Linked DNA regions of Homo sapiens: region 2 is linked to region 1. A link is a contact called in ENCODE Hi-C data. All regions are on one chromosome and are shown on one strand. Each heading gives the region's core, a stretch centred on a gene start or an enhancer-like site at or near the end of the contact. The rest is flanking DNA. Distances are from core to core; before and after follow the strand shown.

Region 1 (5,569 bases), core at 1,260-3,759:
GAAATTACTCTCTTGCCCTAGTAAGGTTTGGACCACAGGATTGAAATTATTTTTTCTTGGCCTTTCACGCACGATGACTTTGGTCTTGTCGACAAGACTCGCAAGCACTTGTTGGAAATCTTCATTTAAAAAAAAACAACTGTGACGTTGGCCAGAAATATTTCTTCCATATGCCTCACAAAGGAAAACAGACAGAGTTTATTAAGTGGATTGCAATTATTTGTTTCCAAAACGTGGCTTAAAAGCAAATTAAACGTTTTTCCCTTTTGAAATTCCCTATTTTGAAAACGCACTTCACGTTAAAGGAAGCCCGTTTTTGAAAGGGCTAGCTCAGCCTTTCCTTTTAAAACTAGACTTTCTGTGTACAAAGAAGAGCTGAGTAATCAGTAATAAGGATAGCGAAACGTGCTTTTCCGAATTCCTTTGAACCTTTTTTTAAATGGATTTTTGAATCCATACTTTTCAAGATATTTCAAATATTATATAATCTACTGTAACTTTCCGGATCCAGAATAATAACTGCCCACGGGTGTCTCTTATCTATTTATCACTTTATAAACATATCTATGTTGCTTTCCCTTTTTCTCATAACGTGTGCGTTGCAGGCTCGCCCGGCTTCCTTCAATTTCGCAGCACGCTGTAAAGGCTCCTTCCTCCGAGGTCTTCAGCTGGGAACCCCTCGCTGGCTGAGTCTGACCATCAAAACTTGCCGCGCCGGCCCGACCCGACCCGGCCGGAGCTCAGGAGCCCGGGGAGGCGCCGACGGGGGTCGGGTTGGCCCGCGGGGCCCCTCCCTCGGTCAGGACGTGCTCGGCTAACAGCGGTGCTAGGGCAGAACAATGGGGGCGGCCCGGCGGGCGCGAGGAGCCAGGTCCCGCTTCCTCCGGCGCGCCGGCCCCGCGCCCGGCCCCCGCCCCCCGAGGCCTTCCCCGCCTGCCTCTTCGCGCTCGCCAGTCCCGCCGCGCCTTCCTCCAGCTGCCCGGCCCGGCGCACGCCCCGCCGCCCGCACGCCTTCTTCCCCGCCCGGACCTAGCGGGCCCTCCTTCCCCCGATTCCAACCCACTGCGCTTCCTCCCAAGACTCCAGCTTCTTCCCCTCAGCCGCCGCCTTCGCGCCCTTTTCTGAATGTATTTTTACAATTTCCCCCTTCATTTCCAAAAGTGGCTGAGAAGTCTCGCTTCCATCTTAATGTTGATTTGCTATTTCCCTCCGGAAAAGATTTCCTCAGGAAACCCCAAATCTAGAAGGAAATACAGCAAACCCTAGAACGCTTTTAACCCTTAAGACATCTTGTATTAAAAGAAAAAAAAAGCATGTATGTCTTAAAACCGGCCAAAGAACCATCTCCTCGCTCTTTATTTCCTCCTGTAAATGCTATTATTTTAAACTCTCCATTTTAAACTCGTCCTTCGGACGAGAGGGCAGAGAATGTGCCCGGCAGCACGCAGCAAATCAGAGGTTTTATCTTACGCCTCCTGGGACTGGGAAAAAAAGTGGAACGTGGCCGAGGGAGCTTCCAGGGCAGAAAAGCGACACAATTCGCTGGGGACGCCGCTGGGCCAGGCCAGGCGGGGGAGGCGCGGCGGGGGCGTCGAGGGCTCTCGGGCTCCGGGCCGGGGCGCCGCTGCGAGGAGGGGAGGCGGTTTTAAGTCATGGGGGCTGGGAGGGCGGCGGCGGGTCGGGCGTGACGAGACTTTCGGAGGCAGGATGGGGCGGCGGTGGAGTTGCCTGGGCTTTCTCAGCACCCCCCCCAACACACCCAAATAAAAAAAGGAAAGTTAGAAGGAGGCGGAGAGGAGGACAGCCATCCCCATTTCCTCCCCGCGACGCCGCGGAAGGGCTGGGGCCGCTGCGAGCAGAGAGAGGGCGCGGGATGAGGCGGGCCAATCGCAGTCAACAGGTCCAGGCCTCAGTGGGGCAGCTGAGCCGGGAGGCCGGCGCCCCCTCCCCTCGGCTCCCCGTCCCTCCCCTCCCTCGCAGGCCCGGCGCGGTAGGGGAGGCCCGGCCCGGCCCTCCCCGCCCCGCGCGGACTCGCTGCGGCCGACTCCGCCGGGGCAGTCGGGGTGGGGGTGGGGCGGGGGTTCCCCGCCGGAGAATCCTCCCCCGGGGCTGGCGGCGGGGGCGGGGAGCGAGAGCCGGGAATGGAGGATTAGGAAGGACTCCAGCTCGGCACGAGCGCGGCCCGCGCGAGGGATCCTGGGTAAAAAGTGGCCGCGCGGCACCGGAGAGCGCGGAGAGGAGCCGGGGTCAGGGGTCACGGCCCTGGAGCCCCGCGTGCAGAGCCCCCCACGTGAACGCAGCGAGCAGGAGGAACCTTTTTGTTTTCGACCGCGCCAGCATGCTCCCCTATTGACCGAGCTGCTTTTCCTGGGCTGCTGGGGAGAGGAGCTCCATTGCGGAGCTCTTAACCCCACCCCCACCTTCCACCGCCAACACACTTCCCAACTCAACCCTTCCTCTCAACTCTCATCCCAGCCCCCCGTCCTGAGCTTGCAATAACGCAGTAAATTTGCTTTAACAACAAGTGGGGGTGGTTGAATTTACTCCTCCCTCTCCTCTCTCCTCCCCTTCCTCTTGCTGCGGTTCTTGACACTACTACAAACCAGGACTATAAACATAAACATGTGTCACTGTAACAGGGCAGGTAATATACGGATTTTGAGGCGGGGTGGGGTGGAGCGGGGCTTGGTCGCCGCTTGGAGGGCAGTAAAAAGTCGCGTTTCACGTGCTCGACGGCTTTGGGGACTCCCGCACACATCGATCCGTTTATATAATGCCGAAGGCACTTGGTCACTTATTCAGCCACGCAGACCCACAAAGCCAGACTTGCGGATAACCAGCGTACCCCAAAGCAAATGCATTTCAATACGAATCCCTCTCCTTTCCCAGCCAGTGCTGCCATTTCTTCTATTAGCAAACAGTAACGTGATACTTGAATCCCCTTTCCTTTTTAAAAATTCTTTTCCAGATAGCCATGAGATCATTTTTCGACCTAAATAGTACATCTCTCCCATAGCCACTACCTACACATTTTGTGCGCAGAAACCCCTTCAAACAGCAAGAAAGTCTATTTAAATGACTGAGTTCGAAATCTGGTGTGCAAAGGGTATTTCTTGGGCTTTGCCTCCGTGCATTGAGCAACTTCTGCTGCAAGTTGCTGACACTGGCGCGGTGGAGATCCGCCACAGCAAGCCTTTTTTATTATTATTTAGTCTATATCTGCCTCTCAACTTTTTTCTCATTCTTAGTTCAACAAGCCAGCAACCACTACTTAAGGTAGAGTAAAGCGAATCCCTTCCCAAGCTTTTTGGCTTGAAACGGAGGGAGATACAGAAAATGTTCAGATGGGGAAGTGGTTCCCTTTGTTCTTTCATTGTTTCTCTACGAACTGGTGGATACAAGGACAAACACTTACCTTCTCTTCTTTTTGCTCCACAAACCAGACGTTCCCATCAGCCTTAAAATACACAATCCACCTTGAAAGTAACTACGGATGTCGGGAGAGTTTGTATTCCATTCTTTTTCGCTCTCTGCCCTCTTTTAGCGTAGGATTAAGTTGCAGAGCACGTTGCTGCAAGCTGTAGCCCCCCCCCCCCCCCGCCTTAGTGAATCGGTCACGTTTAGGACCCTCTAAGTCCATCCTAATTCTGCCAGTAGAATTGAGGGTATTGGAGCTCTAAACTTTCAAAAGGAAAGGGGCCTGCAACTCTCCAGAAAACTTACAAATACCCCGAAATTTTTTACCATTGTGTTTTTGCACCACATCACCAAATAGTATTTGCCAAGAAATAATAGATATGTCTTTGAGAAAAAAAAATTTTTTTAAGTTTATACTTAGCAATGCGCTGCTTAGACAGATGTAGTAAAAGGCAGGTTTGTATCGGCATTTAACGGAATGAGTGCGTTTTCCATAACGTTTGTTGTGCCATGTGTTTTTTTAAAACACAAACAAAACACTACCCCAACTGAGAAAGGAAATAGAAGTTTGAATTAAAATGTTGTGGAACAACTTTAAAAGAGACGTTTACTTGAAATTTATTAGTGTAAAAATTGGCCTCAGAAGTGAAAAGTAAGCTTTTCAAAGTTAAAAGACTTAATTTTCACCCTATGATTCCATAACAAAAAAGCGAATTTTCTGGTTAATATGTGATACTGTCAGTGTTGAGTGTCCAGTCTTTTGGGTCTTAGTGTCCAAACCTTGCTCAAATCTGATTATGATGTGATTTGCTGATGTCATGAATATGAAATGATACTTGTGTATCCATAAATTCGAACTTGTGATTTTTTTTTTTTTTTTTTTATCTCCCGCTTTTTTGTAGGTTCCCAGTAGCTGCAGCAGTGAAAGACAGTGATTGGCTCCAGTGCTCCCAGAAGGATTTGGGCTGAAGCCAGGGGAACAGAACCAGAAGAGGATTCCCTTTCCAGAGACCATCAGGCTCCTCATGTCTTGTCTCTCCTCTCTCCCCTCGTGGTGGCTCAGGATTTCAGTATGGCTGAGCAGCCCATAGGTAGGCCTCAACACTTGGTGTCACCACTTCAGTCTCTATATGTTTGGCCCTTGTGTAAAATAAACAAAAACTTGGGCAACCCTAACAAATTGTGGTTCTGGATATTTGTGTATTATTTAATATCTGAAGGTCAAACTCTACTTTCTCTGATTTTTTTTCTTTTGCATTCAGGATCAATTGTGAAAGGCCCATGTGTCTCATAGGAAAATATTACAACAAAACAAGATAATTGGGGGGAAAGGCGGTTGCAGTAGGAAAAGTGGCTTTTCTTTGATAGCATTTAATTGGAATTAAAAGATTCTTGAGCTGTAAACATTCTTTATTTATTCAGCACACATAAGCAGGCATTGTTTTATCACCATCATAATTATGGTGTCCTTTAAACTGGCTGATAGCAGGAAAGATAAGGGAATGTGCCCACAGATTCAGATCAAGTCTCACTCCTTTCTTTTCCTCCCTGCCCCCTTCCCCCCACCCCATTCCTTCCTTGGTCACTAGGGTCCCCCACAGCCCTTGAGATGAGAAGAGCAGGAAGATTGTGGCCTAGCCGTTTCTTACATCATGAAAGTGATTTGTACCTCACTCTAATTTGATGCAATCTATAACCTCCTTGTCTCCTATGTTTATAACTGGTTTTTAGCTTGCAATATATGTTATCTGGAGGTGCCTATTGCTCACCTGTGTAAAATCTCATCCACTAGGATTTGTTGCTTTACCTTTGTCTAATTTAGAAAGCACACTCTTAGGGCTTTTTCAGAACAAAGCCTCACAAAAACCCCTTTACCTCCAAGGATTTGCAAATTTATAAAGGCTGCATTGAATTCAAGATGGGTCAGGGGGCAAAAAAAGGGTAGAAGGTCACTGCATTTTGATTATGGGTCAGTAGACAACATGGCATATACCCTGTGTCCCAAACTTCTGTTAAAGACAGGGTTTTTAAATGCCTAAGAACAGAGGGATGGGCCCTTTTGGAGACTTACCCTGATTTGTTCAAATGAACCAGAAAGAAAAAAAATTAAAGGAAATATACTAAGTTATCATTTGTTTCTCAATTTAGCCAT
Region 2 (5,569 bases), core at 1,698-4,197, 5.3 Mb before region 1:
CTTCTTCTCCCTTCTCCTCCTTCTCCTTTTTCTTCCTCCTCCTCCTCCTCCCCCTCCTCTTCCACCCCTTTCTCCTCTCCTTCCTCCTACTCCTGTTCCTCCTGCTCCTGTTCCTCCTCACCTTTAAGGCATGAGGGATAAGTTCTTTTAGTGAACTTTACATGAGCCACAAATATTTGTACAAGTTTGCACTGTCCACTGGATTTTGGAAAGATCACTGTATTAGTCCATTCTAGCACTGCTATAAAGAACTATCTGAGACTGGGTAATTCATAAAGAAAAGAGGTTTAATTGGTTCCTGGCTCTGAAGGCTGTACCAGAAGCATAGCTGCTTCTGCTTCTGGGAGGCTTCAGGAAGCTTCCAAAATGGCAGGAAGGCAAAGGGGAAGAGAAATGTCTCATGTGGCAGGAGGGGAGCAGGAGGCAGGCGGGGAGGTGTCATATACATTTATTTCATTTTTTAGACATGGTTTCCTTCTGTCACCCAGGCTAGAGTGCAGTGCTGTGATCTTGGCTCACTGCAATCTGTGCCTTCCAGGCTCAAGCAATCCTCCTACTTCAGCCTCCCAAGTAGCTGAGTCTACAGGTGCTCACTACCACACCTGGCTAATTTTTCGTGTTTTTTGTAGAGACGGGTTTTTGCCATGTTGCTCGGGGTGGTCTGGAACTCAAGCGGGAGTAGTTCGTCATGTTGGTCTCCCATTTTGGGAGTCAAGTGGATTCTCCCACCTTGGTCTCCCAAAGTGCTGGGATTACAGGCACAAGCCACTGCACTGGGCTGTCATACACTTTTAAATGACCAGATCTCAGGAGAACTCACTCGAGATCATAAGGAGAGTTCCAACAGGATGCTGCATAACCATTCGTGAGAAATCTGCTCCATGATCCACTCCCGCTTCCCCCAGGTCCCAACTCCAACATTAGGGATTACAATTCAACATGAGATTTGGCAGGGATGCAGATCCAAACCATATCAATCAGTAACCTAGGAAACTTGACGGCATTTTCAGTGCCCTTAGCTAAACTCCTTAACCTATCTAAGCTTAAATTTCCTTATTTGATAAGGAAGGAAAATAATATTTATATTATCTGTCTCTCAGAGTTGTGAGAAGAAATCTGACAGTACTTTTTATTTGTATTTATCATCATCATCATTATTATTCATTCATTGCTCAACTGCATGGACAGTACGTTGAAAATAGTAAATTAGTATCACCTCCCTAATCACTTCCCCAATGTTGTTGAAATGTGTCAATATTTGAATATATACAAACTGAGTGATTTCTACAGTTAAACCTCAAGTAGAGACCAAGATCAATAATACATTAAATTTTAATAACTTGGATTAAGTCGTGTTTGGGTTAACGATAAATATCAAAAGATAACTATTACACCTATTCCAGATAATAAATGTATTACTTTCCATAATATCTGGAATAGGTATAATAGTTATCTTTTGATAGATTCCTTGATGGAGAATCTGGTGGCAAGGGGAAGTTAACGTTTTTAGTAGGAAACTGAGTTTTTCCTTTCAGAGGTCGAAGAGGGAAACTGGTTCCCTGGGGCCCTGAATAAGGCCCCAGTAAAGGCAATATTCAATAAATACCTGGTGCTGGCAATTTTTAATTTGGTTGAGTGATGTTTTTACTCCTAGTTATTTTGATTCTAAATGACTTTATGGAGATACATGAACATATGTCCAAAGTCTTTGGACAACACTTTTCATAGCTGATTATATCCGAAGCATTTAATGTTCCTGTTGAAGTGAAGAGCTTGAAATATAGGGCCTTTTGAGACTATTCCAAAGCAGGTGATAAAAACAAAACAAAACAAAAATCCAGGAGCAAAAAACGAAGGATCAGGGTGGGTGGCTCATGATTGTAATCCTAGCAGTTTGGGAGGTTGAGGCAGAAGGATTGCTTGAGGCCAGGGGTTCGAGACGAGCGAGGGCAACATAATTTGATCCCTGTCGCTATAAAAAATTAAAAAGCTCAGCCAGGTGTAGTGACCGACGCTTGTAGTCCCAGTTACTCTGGAGGCTGAGGCAGGAGGATCGCTTGACTTTAGGAGGTCTAGGCTGCAGAGACCCATGATTGTGCCCCTGTACTCCAGGCTGGGTAACAGTGAGATCCTGTCTCAAACAAGCAAACAACTCCCACCCCTAAAAAAACGTGCACATGACCTTAAAAGTGTAGGAAGATTACATGATAAGGAGAGTCAGAGAAAAGAGAAATTAGGACAGGAAAGCACTACAAGCTATGTATGTTTATTTTATAATTGAGTCTTTAAGGGTACGGAGTATTCGTACTCAACTTGTACCCCCAGTGTCTAGTACGCTGCTTGGTAAACAGCTGGCAATCAAGAAATGTTTGCTAAATTTTAAATGAATTGATGGGGGCGGAACTTCAGAAAGTAAAGCCTGACTCGCTTTATTTCTAAGAAGGCAGAGGAAGTAAAAATCTAGTTTTCCGTACTCTGTCCCCTTTTTAATCCTTCTCTGAATGGGTGTCCTTGATTCACTGACATTTCCTAATTAACCAAGTTCTGCCAAGTTTCACATGAAACTTGGGGAACCGATTTCATTCCCCCAGTATCACCCTGTGGCGCCACCTTCCGGAGCTGTGAGGAAACTCCGGACTTCCCCCCAACACCGCCCCCTCCCTCCACCCTCGGTCTCCGCTTTCTGCGCTCTGCCGCGTTGGTTTTCGGAGGTGTCTGGGCGCATGCGCTTTGGACGGGCCGCCTAGCCTAGGAGAGACTACAATTCCCAGAAGACAGTGCGAAAGAAAAAAAAAATCCCGCGGTCCGTGGGGGTGGGAGAAATAAACGCTCGCGAGAGAACGAGGTTCAGGCGGCTGCACGAAGGGGGTGGAGGGGGGCTGGAGAGAGTGAGGAGGAAGGGGAGGAGGTGCCGTCCCACAATACCAGGCGGGAGGGCGGGTAGGCGGTTTGTATCCGGGCTGTGAGGTGCTCGGAGCCTCGGCGGACCTTGCTGCCTCTGTCTCTTTAACGCGAGAGGAAGCGATGCAGAGGGGTGGAAAATGGCAGAGCTGCAGATGTTACTAGAGGAGGAGATCCCGTCTGGCAAGAGGGCGCTGATCGAGAGTTACCAGAACCTGACTCGGGTGGCAGACTACTGTGAAAACAACTACATACAGGTGAGGCGCTCTGGCGGCCGGCGGGCGCTGGCCGGGTCGAGGACCCGCCGGAGTGACCAGCCCACTGGGCGGGGTGGGGAACTGCCCTGACCTCAGCGGCTGCCACCAACCCGAGCCCCTACCGCAGCCCCAACCCCAGCCCCAACCGGGGACAGAGCGAGTGGCCGGGCTGAGGGAGTCGGGCTGCGATACAGGAAGTGGCTGTGGTGGTGGAAACCGATAGAAGGGGAGAGAGAAAATGGGCGAGGGAGCCGGGAGCCCGCCGCTGCCGCAGCCCGGCGCCCCCCTCGCGTCCGCTTCCCCCAGGGCCCGGCCACCGGGGTCGCGCGCCCCCCAGGTAGCCTCCAGTCCGCAGGGCTGGAGTCCCGGAATACCCCCGAGCTGCCGCCGCGCCGCCTCTCTGCGCCGGGAGAGGAGGTCCAGGACGGGAGAGGGGAGAGGAGAGGGCAGGGACGAGGCTGAAGCCGCAGAAGGGAGAGGACCAGCGGGGTGTGTGTTGTGTGTCGGCGGAGGGTGGGGTGGGGGCGATTATGTCAGTTTCAGCCCCCAGAGGGTGTGTCTTTTATTTATTTATTTATTTAAAAAAAATTTGTCATGAGTCACATTACACCGACCTCCCGGAGGAGAGGAGGAAGCGGGTGTGGGGAGTGAGGGAGGGCGTTTGAGAGAAGTTCATCTTAAAATTCCTTTAATTGAAGGTTTGTAAATCTGTCTGCTTGTCCATTTTCAAGTCGGGTTTTTTTTATTTTTTTCCCCCTCTCATCGTTTTCACTTCCGCCCCACCATAATGTATTCTAAGAGGTTGTTAGGGCTGCTATCATTAATTATCAAACACGAATTGTTCTTAACTCCTTGGAAAAACGGCTTACCCTCCCTTCTCCCAAAAGTTCTTGAGCTGTAGGCTTCATAAGTAACTTAAAATAGACTGGTGTCATCGCCGGTTGCTTATTTTCTGAGGTTTCTCTCTTAACAAGCTAAGTAAATGTATAGTATGTGAATCCAAATACAGAAACGAACAGAGGTAGCCTCTGAACTACAACGTAAAAATATCTGTTATTGTAAATTAGAAAACTCTTGGGACTTTGTGACAGATGCTTGTTTGTTCGTTTCTCTTTGGATGATTGGAAGTGAATTGTGTGTGGTAGTTTGTTTTGAAGATCTTTAACTGTGTAAACCAACAGTTTGCGCTAGAAACAAAGTAGCACAGTCCTTTGTATAAATATAAAGGCACCAGGAATGCTCTTGCTTTTGGTAAGGCAAGGCCAAAACGTGCTTTGAAAGGTTAGGGTTATTGCAATTCAGAACTAAATTGTTTATAGAAATGTCTCCCATGTGATTATAATTTTTAAGAACCGATGTTTCTGTGTTGGCAAATGCTTCCCCTCTTTATTTTTAGAGGGAGATGCTGTTTTCAGAATGTTTTGAATATTTCTCAGTTTTCATGTTAGTAACATTGTATCTTCAGTAGCACTACTCGGAATTTATCTTCACAATTTTTTTTTCAAGCTTTCACTTTAGGAATTCTCCTGATAAGTGAACTTGTTGAATGCCTGCCACATCTACTGTATCACTTTGTGCAAACTTTATATTTAGCCCTTCGAAAAACTTTTAAAAATCTAGTAGGGATGTGGATATGGTTTGCAAATATAAAAGTGATCTCGTAGTTTATCGATATTAAAAATAGGCAACTTTTATTCAACTTAACATGAAAAGCCTTGAAATTGAGGAGAACCTTAATTTGCTGAAAGTTTTAAAGATTTTTGAAAGCCAAAAGGAGAGCACAGTAAGTTTAATTTCTCGCTTTCCAGAAAAGTTATGTGTTCTCTGTAGAAGTCAGTAGATAAGTGCTTCATACAGGGGTGGCTCCTTTTTGTTTTGCATGTTGGGAAATCTGACAAGTATATAGTGTGGTAACTATGTGTTGGCAACTGTTAGTAACTGTAAACGTGTTTTAACCTGTCTGTGTACTATTACTTTTTCAGGTAGTTGTATGTTGTAATGCTTTTTTTTTACCCCTCTCTGACCCCTTTCCTTTACTCCTCTTGCTACAATCATGTAACTTTGAAGCACTTTAAAACTTCATTGCTAATATCTCTAATTAAGTCATGTTATTTTTCATACAGTCTCTCACTTTATAAAATGTTAGTGCCATGGTGCACGAATAGCCACAGTCAGTGGCCCCGTTTTTTTTTTTTTTTTTTTTTTTTTTCTTTTTTTGTGGGGGCGGGGTGGGGTATAATCCTAAATCTGACACCAGTGAGGTGTTTTGTTCATATTGGAAAAAAAAAAAAAGAATTCACGCAAAGCAATGATTATCTAAATACCTTAGTAGCCTTTATACGTTGGGCTGCATGATCCAGGCCACTAGTTGCCTCCCTAAGGGACTCAGACAGGGTCAGGCTCAGAAAGTG

What was found. A loop is a pair of places that touch in the nucleus more often than their neighbours do. Pooled maps may share reads with other maps.
Region 2: a pooled map shows a loop between it and region 1 (6-fold over the local background). The contact joins the promoter of ABI1 here to the promoter of SKIDA1 in region 1. A Hi-C loop is called at or near these places in 2 of 168 maps with a recorded cell type or tissue (CD8-positive, alpha-beta T cell and naive thymus-derived CD4-positive, alpha-beta T cell) and 8 of 50 pooled maps.

The regions. Positions count from the first base shown.
Region 1 is chr10:21,522,622-21,528,190 of GRCh38, reverse strand. It overlaps SKIDA1 (SKI/DACH domain containing 1), which reads left to right and starts at 2,509. Exons shown (of 4, transcript NM_207371.4): 1 at 2,509-2,644; 2 at 4,320-4,508. RefSeq lists silencers at 572-730, 590-909, 920-1,039, 1,485-1,634, 1,755-2,174 and enhancers at 1,830-2,473, 2,474-3,117.
Region 2 is chr10:26,858,336-26,863,904 of GRCh38, reverse strand. It overlaps ABI1 (abl interactor 1), which reads left to right and starts at 2,947. Exons shown (of 11, transcript NM_001012750.3): 1 at 2,947-3,158. The coding sequence starts at 3,042. RefSeq lists an enhancer at 2,705-2,904 and silencers at 3,225-3,314, 3,425-3,574, 5,524-5,569.